2 separate regions of the Homo sapiens genome follow, and region 1 is linked to region 2. Evidence: chromatin loops called from intact Hi-C (ENCODE). Cell type or tissue: endothelial cell of umbilical vein. All regions are shown on one strand.

The links. Hi-C counts contacts between places; a loop is a spot of excess contacts. Peaks named below come from ENCODE experiments on the same cell type or tissue, not always from the same donor. Only the 100,000 strongest peaks of a DNase experiment are listed, where the experiment ranks them.
Region 1: a loop joins it to region 2, with 23 times the contacts of the local background. A loop is called at or near these places in 5 of 110 quality-filtered maps.

The regions. Positions count from the first base shown.
Region 1 is chr3:78,201,841-78,209,840 of GRCh38, reverse strand. No RefSeq gene overlaps it. Among named protein-coding and RNA genes, the nearest start is that of LINC02077, 160 kb to the right of the region's middle. In endothelial cell of umbilical vein, a CTCF peak has its summit at 4,717 (motif pointing right); a DNase peak (open chromatin) is centred at 4,670; H3K27ac peaks cover 782 bases.
Region 2 is chr3:77,343,612-77,351,611 of GRCh38, reverse strand. The region is part of intron 2 of ROBO2 (roundabout guidance receptor 2); the gene reads right to left. Among named protein-coding and RNA genes, the nearest start is that of ROBO2, 310 kb to the right of the region's middle. In endothelial cell of umbilical vein, a CTCF peak has its summit at 3,205 (motif pointing left); no DNase peak of the experiment used is centred here.

The DNA.
Region 1 (8,000 bases), 860 kb before region 2:
TATTAGTGGTAGTAGTCTAACTGCTAAGGTATAACAAACCTTTTTTTACATTTATTTACATCTTATAAAATGATTATAAAGATATTATCTAATTCAATCTTCAGGATAAGCTTGCATGTAAATATAACAGATATTTGGATTTCTGGCCTTCAGATATGTGCTTAAAAGTTAAGGTTGAATGATTTATCCACAAGTCACAATATATAGCATTAAGCTAAAACCAAACCTGAAGTCTTCTGATTCCAATCTCACAAGCTTTCCACTTTCCCAAGCTTCACGAAGATGGCACTCAAATTTCCATTCATATTTATCTCATTTCAAATATAAGCAGATATTTAGTTCAACTGTGGTGTTTAATATGTTCTATGCCACTGTAATTATATTTTGTAGGCATTGCTATCTAACAAAATGTTATATTAGCCTTTTCAATGTTATGATACCCAAATTTAAGTTTGTCCTGTGTAGACAGATAGTTATGGACTATGATTTGAAAGTTGTTAGAGAGGTATAATTACCCCCTCAAAGTGTTGTTCATATTTGAAATACTGTCATTATCAATGTAATCAATTAGGTAAAGGATATTGCCTCCAAATGAAATAAATGTATTTTGAAGGAATAGCAGAAACTTGTAGAAATATGTGAGTCAAAGGTCTTGGCAGGAAACAGAACACTCAATTTGGGTATTTCCCCAATAACACTCTGAAACAGGTTTTACCATTATTTTTCATTTGAGGAAACTGAGGCCCAGATGGCTTAAATAATTTCTTCACAATTAATTACATAATTTCCCCACAATATGTGGTTTAGCTGGGTCCCAAATCATCCAATACTGTGCTGGTAAATGGGCTAAGACAAGTGTTTGTTTGTAGTGTTTGCTGTTTTCGTTGTTTAGACACTCCTACCATAGCAGATTTCAAGCTATCAATAGAGGTTTAACAACTGGGTCATAAAATTTTTAAATATTTATCAGTGTAGTCTTGGGACCAGAGTGAATGGCTTCAGCACACCAGTGCTTGAACCCTTGCTGTTAACCATCCTGCTCTATTGCCTCTTAAAGAAAAATGAATCATAGTCTTCACCTTCAAGGTATCTGCTGTCTCTCCATGTAATAAATATCATCGGTTTCTGAAAATTGCAAAAGATATGTCTGTGTATTAAATGCCACTTGGGGAGTGTCAGAAACTCATGGAAAACAGTGATTTTAAGCATACAGTCAGGTGGATATAATCATGTGGATACACCCAAGGTTATTAGATTCCCAAGGTAATTTGGTCTCTACATTATCAGGTAGTTATAGTTCCATATACACACCAGTGGTTATTAATTCCAAAGGCCATTCGTTCTCTAAATTTACTTGCATCACAGGGTCTGCTCTGATTCAGTTTACACATCTGGTCTAGAGTTCCTCCTTGTTTGTTTTAATATTGATGAGTTTGGCTTGGCATTCCTGCTTTACATACCTGACTGTGTCATTTGCCCCTAGTTTTACCTCCTTCACCCAAAAAAGATGTTAGTTTCTTGTTTTAATCCCAGTTCTTTACCTGGTCATCTAAACTTTACAAATGTGCAGCAAGTTTTGGAGGAACTTTCCTCAATGTGTTTACTATTGAGATGTTTTTCTTACCAAATGAGGTAACATGTATATTCATAGGTATGTAGAATGTTTTTCAAAAGCAGGAGTAGTGAAATTATTAGGAAAAAGACTCCACAAACCACAGGATATAAATCAAGTGGACAGTCTGAAATTTGGTGGAAGGTGGCTGGCACATAATAGGCATGTAGAAAAAGTGGTTTATAGGAAGGAGTGGTGTCTTTGTTTGTGCTGTTTTAACAAAATATCTGAAACTGGATAGTTTGTAAACGACAGAAATTTATTTCTTACAGTTCTGGAGGCTGGGAGGTCTAAGGTCAAAGTGTTGGCATTTGACGTCTGGTGAAGGCCTTCTTGCTACATCCTCATGTGGCCAAAAGGGCAAGTGTTGTATCCTCACATGGTGGAAGGCAGAACGACATAGGAGGCCCAGCTAGCTCCTTCCAGACGTTTCTAAGGTGGTTGCTATTTATGAGGGTGGAAGCTTCATGACTTAATCACCTCTTAAAGGCTCTACCTCCTATTTTTTTTTTTTTTCTGAGACAGAGTTTTACTCTGCCACCCAGGCTGGAGTGCAGTGGTGCTATCTTGGCTCACTGCAACCTCCGCCTCCCAGGTTCGAGCAATTCTCCTACCTCAGCCTCCCGAGTAGCTGGAATTACAGGCATGCACCACCACACCTGGCTAATTTTTGTGTTTTTATTAGAGACGGGGTTTCACCATGTTGGCCAGGCTGGTCTCTAACTCCTGACCTCAGGTGATCCACCCGCCTTGGCCTCCCAAAGTGCTGGGATTACAGGAGCGAGCCACTGTGCCCAGCCAGGCCCCACCTTCTAATTCTGTCACATTGGGTCTTAGGTTCCAACATACTAACTTTGTGGAGACACAAACTTCGAAACCATAGCAACTGGGTTAACGAGTTCAGTAGAGGGCCAAATGTTCACACCAAGGGGAGAGAGAGAGGAACATGAGAAGTGAATTCACAGGTCAGGTGGCCTTGGGTCGGTGTCCTGTGTTTATAGTATTTCTTTTCTGACACTTTGCTTCCTAGTTTTAGTATACTCTTTTTCAGGTTTGAAGTCTCTTTATGCTTTTATGGCAGACTTTTAGAATAAAAAAAGTCATCATATTTTAAGCTCCTATTTCAAATTTGCTCACATCAGCCTGTTGGCTCTCTGTCATTATCTGTAGTATTCACCTTAACTATGCATTTGGTGTGTAGAATGAAAGATAATATGGTCCCTATCTAAGTGGATTCACAATCTAATGACAAGGAAGGGACACATATGGCTAATTATAAAACCTACAATTATAGAAAGGGAAAGGTGAAATGGAAGGATGAGACAGAAGTTGTCATGTTTGTGCAGAGAAGTAGTTAGCTGAAGTTGTTAGGCTCTTATAAAAGTGATGGTTCATGAGTTGTCATTTGACGAGAAGTACAATATTGTGAATTAGTTCACAGCAGGAGGCAAACGTAGCAGTAGGGAAGCTCCTGGCTATCATAGTTGTGTCAGAAAGGGGCTACCTATGTTGTCTTTGACTATGGACCTTGAAGGCCTCGAAATGGGAGTGGGGCCAGGAGTGGAGGTGAGGAGTCCTAATGACAACTCTGGCTGGCCAAATAAAAAATTTTATAACAGCTTCAAAGTCAAATCATAATGGATAGCTAAACAAATTCAACATCCAACTTTTAGATTATTAATCATGACCTCAAAATAGAGATTATGATCCCATAACATATATTGATTAGGAGCAATTATCCACCATTGGGCTCTGTGTACTTATTTTAATTAATAATGTAGCATCCTAATATGAAAAGATTGCAAAGTTGTATTTCTATTTGATTTGGCTAATTATGTAATGGAAAAAGAGGTGAACTTAAGTGGATATTGAGAAGAAGGAGAAATTTACAGTTCCTGCAGAAAGCATGGAAACAAGTCGTATACTCCTGAAATTTTTTTCTCCATATATTTTTACCTTCTAAATCCATGCCCCTCATTTATGATCAGCATGAAGTATCTGAAGTGAAATGTTTTATAGTAATTTTATTGTAATTTTCAAATAAGGAATTTTGATAATTTCTTCAATTTTAAATATATAGATACACATACGTATGTCTGTATCTCTATATATAGATATATATATATATACATATAGAGAGAGAGACATATATTCTCCTATGCTTTCTTTGCTTTGTGTACAGTCAAGCCACAAAAGAAGACCATTTTGCAAAGAGAAAAGCCAGAAAATTCCAAGAATGCCTTTATAAAACAGACTTAAAAAAAAAAAAAGCAACTTCATCCTGTCAAGTTACATTACTACAATTACAGTGCACATACATTGAATCAATTTTTTACTGAAGTGTTCTTTACCTTATATAAACACTGCATAAATCCATTAGACAGCCGTCAATTCCTGTAGGGAAAATGCAATACAATTTAGAAGAAAGTAATTTAATATAGTGGACACTGAAAAGGCAAAGTAATGAGAAAATATTTTTATTTTTTCTTTTCTTTTTAAAACAAACTTACAACAGAGTTTACTAAGCTTTGGTTAAATAAAATAATGCAGTAAGAATAAAATAACTTGAACGTCATATCAAATTATTAGTACACTGAAAATTCCCATCAGCTCTTAAACAGAAAGTGCCCAGTAGTAACCTAATCAATCATGGATATTCTATTTAGAATAAAAGATGAATGGATCTAAAGGGAAAAACAGTAGTAAATCAAAAGGAAGAGAGAGAGAGAGGAACTTGATCTCAGTCATAGATCCTGCTGGATTGAAGATGTGAATGAAACTGAATTATGAACTATTTACAAAATTCTTGGTTTCCTCTTGCCAGTTTTGGAATCTTTGTACTCTGTTTTGTGGTTGTAAATTTTGTTTTCTTTTCGTCATACAATCCAAATCAACTTTCCCCACCCTTGTGAAAACCACATTGAGACCCTATTCAGACGATTTATTTTCTTAGACCAAAAAATAACTTTCAGCTTCATTCAACTGACTCACTGGCTGCCATAGCATCCTGGTCCCTGAGTGGGGTCCATGATTAATAGCTCTTATGGGATTAGCGTTCCCACGTCATGCCTCTTCCTTTTCCAAATTCCTCAGTAATTTTGATTCTTTTCTTTGATCCCAAGAGGGCACTAGTTACACATGATCTTGGCTGGTGGCTTTTTCTGTTTGCCCCTCCAGCCAGGCTTCATGGACCCAGAGTAGAGAATCCCCGGCTGTGATGCAGCAGCCTCTATGCATACTAAAGTTTCAATAACTGGTTAACATTTACTGAATGTTTTTTCTGTTGTAGCTCACTGAATTTTTACCAAAACTCTGCAAGAAATATTGTATTATCATTCTTACTCTATGGATGAAAGAAAAGAGGCTAAGAGAGATAAAATTACTTGTCCCCATGCAATGGTTACTGAAAGATGGAGCCAGGATTCTACCTTAGGTAATTTGATTAAACAGACTATTTTTAACCACCACAGTGTTTTTTTTATAGTAGTACTGAGAAGAGAATAATGGCAAAAATAATAAAACAAAAACATAATTTTTACTTATAAAGAGTAAAACCATTTACATGCATGGCTCAATTTTTGTCTTCCTATCATTATCTAAGGAATGTGTTTTATCACCGTCTTACAGGGAAATGCAAGGAAACCATCAAAGAGATACTGTGAAGTGTGCATCTGCTAAGGGCAAATTGAGAGAGAATGACATTGTATCCTTGAAAATTATTGTAGAGATGCCTGAATATGCCCAAACTGCTTTCAGTGAGCAAACTTCCTCTTGGATCTGTGAAGCTTGGAGGAAAAGTCAGAGAACCACGCTGCTCTTATGTAAAACTATCTTATGCTCACTCGTATTGTACCAGGAAGGTTTTTTCCCCTGGGTATATATCGAGATTGTATAGTTACTCCTACTTTCTGTCCCATCTAGCAGGCCCTTCTGGGTTTCACCGAGCTGGAAAGCTCTGATTGTTTTCTCTGTTAGAAGAAAAGATAGATGGGTCATGAGGCAGGACTGCGTTTACCACTTTCTTGACAAGGAACTTCTGAGGATTCCTTAAAGATCTCTTGCTGGGCTCTCTCTTCTGTAGTTCATTTAACAAGAATGGATGCATATCTTCTTTTCGTTGTTTGTTTGTTTTGAGATGGAGTCTTGCTTTGTCACCCAAGCTGGAGTGCAGTGGCGCGATATCAGCTCACTGCAACCTCCGCCTCCCAGGTTCAAGCAATTATCCTGCCTCGGCCTCCCAAGTAGCTGGGATTACAGGCATGTACCACCACACCCAGCTAATTTTTGTATTCTTAGTAGAGATGGGGTTTTGCCATGTTGGTCAGGCTGGTCTCAAACTCCTGACCTCAGGTGAAGAATGGATGTATATCTATTGGTTACTTGTAACTGCTCCCCTGTCCCAGGGGTCCCTTCTAGGCCTTGTAGTTGTAGGTCCATCTGCTCCCTAAGTGGCCTATTAGAGCAGACTCAATGTCCTCAGCCAAACTCTCTCATTCATGGGACACATTTGGTGTGTGAGAAACATTTATGCATATCTTGTTCTAATACACTTTGGGCAAACAGGATGATCCCAATTCAATGGCACATTTCTGTTTCCATCTCCAAACAGTGAGTGCATTTCTTGTCCTTTAGATGTTTCATAAGAGATATGTTAAGCTCCCCTGTATTTCCTGGAAGCCTCCTTGCAGCTCTTCTTTCACTATGGATATTATCTTCATGGTATTTTCTCTCCATAGTAGGCCAAATCTTTGAAGACAGAGTAAATTGGTGGTTCCCCATGCCTGGGGGGTTGGGTGGAAAGGGGAAATGACTGCTATTGGACCCAGGTTTCTTTTTCAGATAATGAAAATATTCTAAAGTTGACTGTGGAGACCGTGGCATAACTCTGTGAATACACTGAAAACCATTGACTTGTACACTTCAAATGGTTGAATTGTATGGCATCTGAAATATATCTCAGTATAGCATATATATATATATAATGCTTTAATAATATATACATATATATGTATATGTAAATATACATATATATATAAAATAAAGAAAAAGGAGACCCCACCATTACAGGTTTATATACCTTGTTCTAATCTTTCAGTTGAATTGTGGACTGGTCACTCTTTGATATTTCCATATGCATATCTCACTAGAACCCCAAGTTAAATTCTTCCATCAAAATTCTTATTCTTAAACTGATATTATCGACATTCTAATCACTGAAGACTTGAAGCTTTTGGAAGAAACTTTGACTTCATCCTCCCAACTTTCCAACAGAATAAACTGGTTACCAAAAAAACAAGTCTTAAGAAATTTCTTTGGTGTTTATGAGTGTTGGGAAATTTAAGCAAAAATGGAAAATCCGTGGTGATGGTAATTTGTATCAGAGCCTCCTTTCAGGGTTATTTATACTTCACCTAAGACATAACTTTCCTTTTTCGCTGAAGTATATATATATCAATATTTGCTAGTGTTTGTAAGCCAAAGTTCTTGACTCAGAGCACCCAGTTTCAAATTCTGCCTCTACTATTCACAATCTTAACCTCTGTGGTGATATTATGTGTTAACTCAACTGGGCCACAGAGTGCCAAGATATTTAGTTAGACTTTATTCTGGGTGTTTCAATGAGGGTGTTTCTGGATGACATTAACATTTAAATGATTAGACTGAGTCAAACATTGCTCTTTATGATTTGGTGGGCCTCATCCAATCAATTGAAGAATTGAATAAAACAAACAAACAGAAACTGACCAAAGTGAGAGATAATTATTTCGTCTGTCTGCCTTTGAACTGATACATCAGCTTTTTTCTTGTCTTCAGAATCAAATTGAAACATTGGCTTTTCCTGGGTCTCGAATCTGCCACCCTTCAGCTTGGAATTTGCTCTCCTGTTTCCCAGGTCTTTGAATTCAAACTAGAGCTAAACCGCGGGCTCTACTGGATCTCCAGCTTATGGACTCATTCTGCAGATATTGGGACTTGCCAGCCTCCATAATCATATGACCCAGTTTATTATAATAAATAGATAAAATAAATAAATGAGTAAACATTTTCATGTTTTTGTTTCCCTGGTGAACCCTGATTAATCCAGATCTTGATACTGAGAGTGGTTCTGAGAAAGAAGATCTTTAAAATCATTACTAGTTTGGGTGGGGAGCAGATACTGGTTTAGCGTGCTTTTTGAGGAAGGTTCTGGGTACTGAGCAGGTGGCTGGATTTAGAGGTGGATTCTATATAGCTTTAGGTAGTGGCTTATGGTCCTCAAGTCTTTCCCCCTGCCCCCAGCTTTATTGAGATACAATTGGTAAATAAAAATAGTATATATTCAAGTTGCACGTTGTGATGTCTTGATGTACATATATATTGTGAAGTGATTACCAAAATCAAGCCAATT
Region 2 (8,000 bases):
ACTCTGCCACTTTGTTAAGGGAAAATATACCTGGTGACTGTAGTGAGGCACCTTACGATTCTCAACCAAGGAACCCTTTATCTCAGTTTTTTCCTTCATTTTTGCCGATCCCAGTTCCTGGGCTTGGAGCTACCCTTTCTCATTCTCATGATCAATATCTTCACCTGCCATCATAATTTGTTTCCTGCCCAACATAAAAGTCATGCCACTCATTGTCTATTCACCTTCAATGGCTCATTTTTCATTTCTGTGGTAACTGAGTGATATCTTGATGTTAAAGAGGAATTGTTAACTCTCAGACTTAAATTCAGGTGTTCTTATGCCATCACAATGCCAGTATGTTTTGATATGTTTATGTCGCTCTTTTTTTTCCCTAAAATTAATTATTTATTCGAGATCTGACTATAGTACAACAGAATTTTGAGGTTGTCACAATAAACTTCCCTAAGATTTATCTTCCAAGGTGAAATAATTTAAAAAGACAAGTCAGGAGTAAAACAAACAAATAGGAAGGAAGGAAGCTTTCTTGCTAGAAATAAAATATTTTCCCTGAGTGCTTTGTTAACTATTATTCAAGACTTTAAAAGGGAGAAACCACCAAAGCATAACTTATTGACACATATAGAAATGCATACATGCAAGCATTAAAAATAATTTGTGACCAGCTGTGCTTGATAAATCAGAAAGCCACCAAGTGTGTGTTTAGTTCTCTGGCTGGCTGATTTAGAAACCTAATTTGCTTCTGTTGAGAGACAACCAAAGACTGAGACTCCTCTTCTGGGCCTCTCTTGTGTCCAGTTCCGTGTAGCTGTTCCTCTGGGCTTCCTCTTGCAAGTGACCTTAACGACAAGTGCCCCTCCCATTGCCTCTTGATAAAAATCTAAGTTGCCAAAACAATGGCAGCTACTCTGCAAGAGGATTCCTTCCTTCTATGAAAACCCAGAATTATCCTTGACCCACTATTCCCTAAAATGCTGAATTTCACCTGACACCTTCTGTTAAGACTCTATACAAGAAAAAAAAGTCTGTCCTTCGTCTCTAATTTAGGAGCCTCCTTCAGAGCCTGCTTTTGTGCAGCACTTCGAGTACAGAATGATACTAGGAAGTTCTGGAGTGGTTGATTTTGTTTCACACTGAAATGTTAAGAGCATCTCCATATTCAGTGGAAGTGAGGGAGGTGCAGAAGAGACTCACATTCAATTAACCAAGTAAGGGAGATTGATACATAAAATCACAATTCAGTGTATATTTACTTCAAGACAGGGTCCCACATTGTCACCCAAGCTGGAGTGCAGAGACACTATCACGGCTCACTGCAGCCTCAACCTCCTGGGCTCAAGCAATCCTCCCACCTCAGCCTCCCAAAATTACCTGGGTTAATAGCTATGTTGCCCAGGCTGGTCTTGAACTCCTGGGCTCAAGCGATCCTCCTGCCTCAGTCTCCCAAAGTGCTGAGATTACAGGCATGAGCCACTGCACACGGCATATGTATATATATATATTATATATATATGAATGTGTGTGTGTACATATATATATTTTTTTTTAATGTACCAATCGCAGGGACGTACAGGTGTCAGTGAAATCAGGATGTCTTTTCTTCCAAAAGTAAGCTTTACAAAAGCCATACTGCAATCAGAAGGTCAACTAACTTTCAATAAGAAATAACTAACATCGGGACCAGACTGCTGGAAGTACATATTAGAAGGGATTTTTCTTCTATAGACAGGCAGAGCTGCATGGAAAATTAATTATTAATCATAAGGCTGTTTTGTGATCACGATTGCAATATAAAGTGGGGTGACAAAGAAAGGCCTCTCTGAAAAAAAGTGAGTTGGTCAGATGAATCCAATGTTTATTGTCATTAACTAACAGAGTCTGATGTATCTGTGAACCCAGGAAGTTCTGGAATTCTCATAATTCACTGGCTTAGACTCCAGCCCCTAGGATTCACGTGCCCAACTTTCGCTTTGGAGTATCCTCTTGAAGTGCCTCTATGTCTGCCTTTTCTTATTAAAATGTTCTTTCTTTGGAAATGTTAAACCATTTAATCAGTAATGGTCCCTTTGGCTTAAAAGCATTTCTAGCTCTTTAAGGTAAGTGACTCATTACACGTCGATTTCATAGTGTGACTCTCAGAAGGCAATCTTATTTCTTTATTTCCAGGTTCTTGAGGGATGCTGTACTGTAGCTCCCAAGAACAGACAACATTGTATTTTTAGCACCTATTGTAGTGGAATGGAAACCGGGTTAGGAGTCAAGAGAATTGAGTTTTGGTTTAATCTTTGATACTTAACTAGTTTTGTGACCCTGGGCAAGATGTATAATTGCCTTCATTTGGAAAATAAAGAAAATAATACCTGTACTATCTACCTCAAAATGTTATAGCCAGCACCAAAACATACCATCTATCAATGTACTTTCATGTTTTATTCTTTTTTTCTCAGTATTATTTATTGACCACCTATTATATTCAAGGCTCTCATCTAGCACTGGCAGTGAGAAAAAAGCAGACAAAAATACCTTCTCACACAGAATTTAGAGGCTAGGCTGATGTTAGGTAAGTGAGAAGAAGAAGCAAGGCAGGAAACAGGAATACAAAACCTCAGGTGCAGGCGGGGATTGCAATGTAAAGAAAGGCCTCTCCGAGAAGAAGCTTTTCGGGAGAAGAAGTGAAGAAAGTGAGAGAGCCAGACAAATGAATATCTGTTGGAAAAGATAATGAAGCAGAGCCAACAGGTGATGCATCTGTAAGAAAAAGCAAGGAAGATAATGAGGACTTAGCCCTGGGGAGAGACTAACAGGAGAGAGGTCAGAGCTGTGGTGGGCACTGATACCTGAAGGCAAGGGCAGGATTAGGGAGACTTGTTAGGAGGGGTTTGCCATAATTCAGGTGACAGATAGTGCTTGCTTGACTTTAGGCAGTGGCAAAGGAAATGAACGCAATCTGGACATATTCTGAAAATAGAACAAATAGCTTTGTCAGAGGCGTGTGAACAAGAGCAACTCCATCTTGAATAGGAGCTGGGCAAAATAAGGCTGAAACTTACCGGGCTGTATTCCCATACAGTTAGTCATTCTAAGTCACAGGATGAGATAGGAGGTCGACCCAAGGTCAGAAGGACCTTGCTGATAAAACAGCTTGTGGTAAAGAAGGCAGTCCCAACCCATCAAAACCAAGATGGTGATGAGAGTGACCTCTGGTGGTTCTCACTGTTATACTCGCACCAGCGCCATGAAAGTTTACAGATGCTGTGGCAACATCAGGAAGTTACCCTACATGGTCTAAAAAGGGGAGGATGAATAATCCACCCCTTGTTTAGCATATAATCAAGAAATAACCATAAAAATGGGCAACCAGCTGACCTTGGGGCTGCCCTGTCTGTGGAGTAGCCGTTCTTTAAAAGCCTTTACTTTCTTAATAAACTTGTTTTCACTTCACTGTATGGACTCTCCCTGAATTCGTTCTTGCTCAAGATCCAAGAACCCTCTCTTGGGATCTGGATCAGGACCCCTGTCTGGTAAAAGCTTTTCTCACCACAGGAAAGGGATTAGAGGAAAAAAAGGTGTATAAAATCAAAAATCCTGGGCTTAGTTGAGCAGAAAAGTGTGGGTGGAGCAGTTTTTAGGAAGAAAAGTAGAACTCTTAGGAGTAAAGCTAGAGACGGTAGTGAAATCCATGAGAAATGATGAGATCACCTAGAAAGTACTTTAAGATAGAAAATGAGGTCTAAAAACCCTGAGCTGGAGCACTCTAAAGAAAAGGATTTGGGCAAGAAGGTGAAATTAACACATACATGAGAGAAGGAGCTTCCAGGCAGACAGGAGAAAAACAATGCAAGGCTGATTGTTCTGGAAGCCTAGTGAAGAAAGTATATCAATGATGACAGTGTGACCATCTGTGTCAAATCCTAATTTGGGGTCTATTTAGATCAATACTCTAACAAGGCCATCATAATTAGTAATGTGAAAGTCACCGTGGGTCGTAAGGGCAGTTTGCATAGAATATTTGGGGGAAAAGGAGCTGAATTTTAGACGTGGCTTAAGAAAAAAATACAAATTATGAGCAGAAAATATAGATAGGGAGAGATAAGGGGAGATATGACACACTATAGATTCTTCTATTTTTTTCTGGCAGAAATAAACATTATAGTCCTATGCTGATGGGAATTATACGGTAAGAGGGAAGGAAAGAGGGAAAATTGCTACAAAAATGTTTTAAGAACATGGAAGCGCAAATTATGATGTCTGCTTATTTATTTATATATATTATAATATTTCAGGTCTGGAACGCGAGGTATTTAATTCGTATTGTTTTGGTTAGTAGTGGTATCTATTTTGCTTTATGAACCTTTGAATAAATCAAATATGAACCTTACAGCTTTATGGTGTACTTGCAATTAGCATGGTCTTTTTCTGGTTTTCTCCAGATCTTTCCATGATTCCTTGTGTCACTGAGAACTAAACTTAAATGGAACTTCTCCTGAGTGGGCTCTCTCAGGTTACATTACTCTAAATTTCTAATCAAACAACAACACTGTGGAAAGCAGAATTCCAAAGATATCGCTGGGAGATTTCTTTCCCACATTTACTCCCTCAGGTACTACTGTGAAGGGACTCTGCAGTTGGAATTAAGGTTACTTACCAGCTGACCTTAAAATAAGAAGATTTCCTTGAATTATACAGGTAGGCCCAATCTAATAACATGGGCCCTTAAGAAGAGAGAAACTTCTCTGCCAGAAGGGAGAAAGGACAAAGGAGAAAGGGATTAAGAGAGATTCGAAGATTGAAAAGGACTTGATCGTTTTGCCGGCTTTGAAAATGGAGGAAGTGGGTATCCGATGAGGAATGCAGGCAGCCACTAGAAGGTGAGAACTAACCCCAGCCCACAGCTACCAAGAAGATGGGAATCTCAGTCCTGCAACTGTAGAACACTGAATTCCTGCAACAACCTGGATGAGCTAAAAAGCAGATTCATCCGTAGAATTTCTAGAAAGGCCAACACCTTGATTCCGGGAATGTGAACCTACTGCAGAAAGGTAGCTGAGCCTAAACTTCTTACCTACAGAAATGTAAAATAATAAATGAGTGTGGTTTTAAGCCACTAAGTTTGTGACAGCAAGTTACACAGTGATAGTTTACTAAAACAAACCCTATTTCTCAAAATACTGCTAAGTATTATTTTAAAATAGTTGTAAGAGTAGAATGAGGAGTAATAAAACTGGACCCAGGGAGAAGGTTGATATGCCATTCTATTATTAGTACAACTGGAGGAATAATCATAGCTGTATTTATAATCACTACACTAATGAAGTTTAAATGTACATTTAGCTTAAAAAGCATGACTTACATTTGTTTTAAAAGGGATTACATTTTGATCTACAAATATTTAAAATATACTAAGCAATTCATTCTAAATACACTAAATGCAAGTTTGAGAGTTACAGAATCATTACTTGTTTAGTCATGTAAACTACTCCTAAATGATGGGGCCAAAATTGCCTAATGTTTGGTTGCAAGCAATATATCATGGGTAGTTCTGTTTTAGTAACACAGAGTATTATGTAGTTTGTACTAAAATTACTAAAATTAGCACAATAATAATGAAGCACATTAGTGTATGACGGCCAAAGAACCAACCAATATTATGTGTAATTTCTGGATGTACCATCTTAGCCGCCATACAACAGCATAATTAACATTTAACCTACATTAACAGGCAAATAATGTGGCTAACATTTTAATATCACAGAGCAAATTGACTGTTAATGGGTTTAAAAGATTATTACAGTAATAAATTGAAGAGTATACTGGAAAATAATCACCACTCATTATACTGGACAAAGTCTTGATAATTTATTCTAGGCATATATTTTCACCTTTTGATTTACAAAGTTATTTAATATCATTATTCCATTAAATACAGCTAATTTAAGTGCCTAATCAGAAGAAAGACATCATTATATAAGTGTGTACCCTACAAACTAAATATAGATACAGAGGTTTAAAGATAGTTGTGTGAGTTATGAGTTGAAAACAACAAATTAATGAGGGATTTATTTTGGGGAGGGGGCATCAATTCAGTGAGCATGATGTCAAGATTATTTGTTTAATACCAAATATACTGTTTCTCCCTGTGGCAGCTAGCCTTCAATATGTCCACCAATTATCTCCATCTCCTGGTATTCATGTCCTCATGTAGACCCCTCTCACCTTGAATGGGGCTGACATCTATGACCAATACAATCATGTGTGGTAAGGGTGTGTGATTTCCAAGTCTGCCATGTTTCTACCTTCTCTTGGATTGCTTCAGAAAAAGCCAGACACCATATTTTAAGGACATACAAGCAACCCTGTGGGGACACCCAGCAGGGAGGAGCTAAGGCCTCCTGCCACCAACCAACATCATCAACTAGTCAATTCTGAGTCAACCACCTTTGATGCAAATCCTTCACCTAGTCAAGCCAGTTTCGATAACTGTAGTTTTGGCTGACATCTTAACTCAAATCTCATAAGAGTTTTTACGGTTTTTTTTAAGGGTGTTTCCCAAGCTAAAACCACAAATTATTGACCCACATAAACTGTAAGGGCTAATACATGCTTATTGTTGTTTTGAGCCTCTAAGCTTTGGGGTAATTTGTCATGCTGAAGTAGATAAGGAATGCAATTCCCTTCAAGAATTATTTATCATAATGTTCTTTATATTAGTGTAATAAATAAGGAATATATCAAGAAGAAACAGTATGTTCATGGAGAAAACATTTGAGACCAAAAAAACTTTTAATATTATTATTTTCAAAGGTACATAAAATGAGAGAAAATTCTCACAGATTCCTAAGTACTCATCACCTATCTTTAACAACCATTCAATGTCTTACTGCTCTACCACTGCTGATCTTACTATTTTTTATCTTCTGTTTCAGTCCATTTGGGCTGCTATAACAAAAAAACACCCTATACTGGGTAGATTATAAACAACAGAAATTCATCTCTTATACCTTCTGGTGGCTGGGAAATCCAAATCAAGTCACTGGCAAATTTGGAGTATGGCAAGAGCCCACTGTCTGGCCCACAGATGGCATGTTTCTGCTGTGTCCTCACCTGGTAGAAGGGACTAGAGAGCTTTCTTGGGCCTCTTTTATAAGGACACTAATCCCATTCATGAGGGCTCTGCCCTCATGGCCTAATCACTTGCCAAAGGCTCTACCTCCTAACACCATCACCTTGGGGATTAGGATTTCAACACATGAATTTTGTGGGACACAAATGTTCAGTCCATTGCATCCTCCCACTTTTCCTCTTGCATATTTTAAAGTAAGGTTAATATGTCATATATTTTAAGAAAAAAATATTTTTGATATATGAAAGAAGCTGTTCTGTATACCTGGATCTTCACATGGCTGACTCTTTTTTGTCATTCCAATTTTACATCAAACATCTCCTTCTCACCATCTTCTCAGGAGGACCTCTCTGACCATAAAAGGAGGCTCACGGTAGCCCATCCTGCTATATCAAGGTCATGTTTATATTCTTCTTTGCATTTACAGTTCTTGATCACTTATTTACTAATCATTTATTAATTATCTCCTCACCTTTGAAAATTGGCTCAAGAACAGGGAGCTTATTGTTGTTTTCCATTCTATGCTGACTCATATAACCTGGAACCTGACACATAGTAGGAGCTCAACAAACAAACAAACAAAATTTAAGAGCATTGTATTTTCTTCATTTTGTTCAGCATAAATGGTTTGCAGACTGCAGTAAAGCTCTCTCATTCACCCATGTGTTTGGTTTGTACTTGCCATTCTTTTTGCCTGGTGTTTGTTTACTCCCTTTATTTCTTCAACTGTCAAACTCAATCTCATGATCAGATGCTATCATTATTGAGAAGTCTCTAATTTACTAAAGATTGTGGGCACTGCTTCATTTGTATGTCAAGAGCAAATTATATTAAGCACTTGACACATTGCTCTGAGACTGTCTTTCTTGCCAGCTAGGAG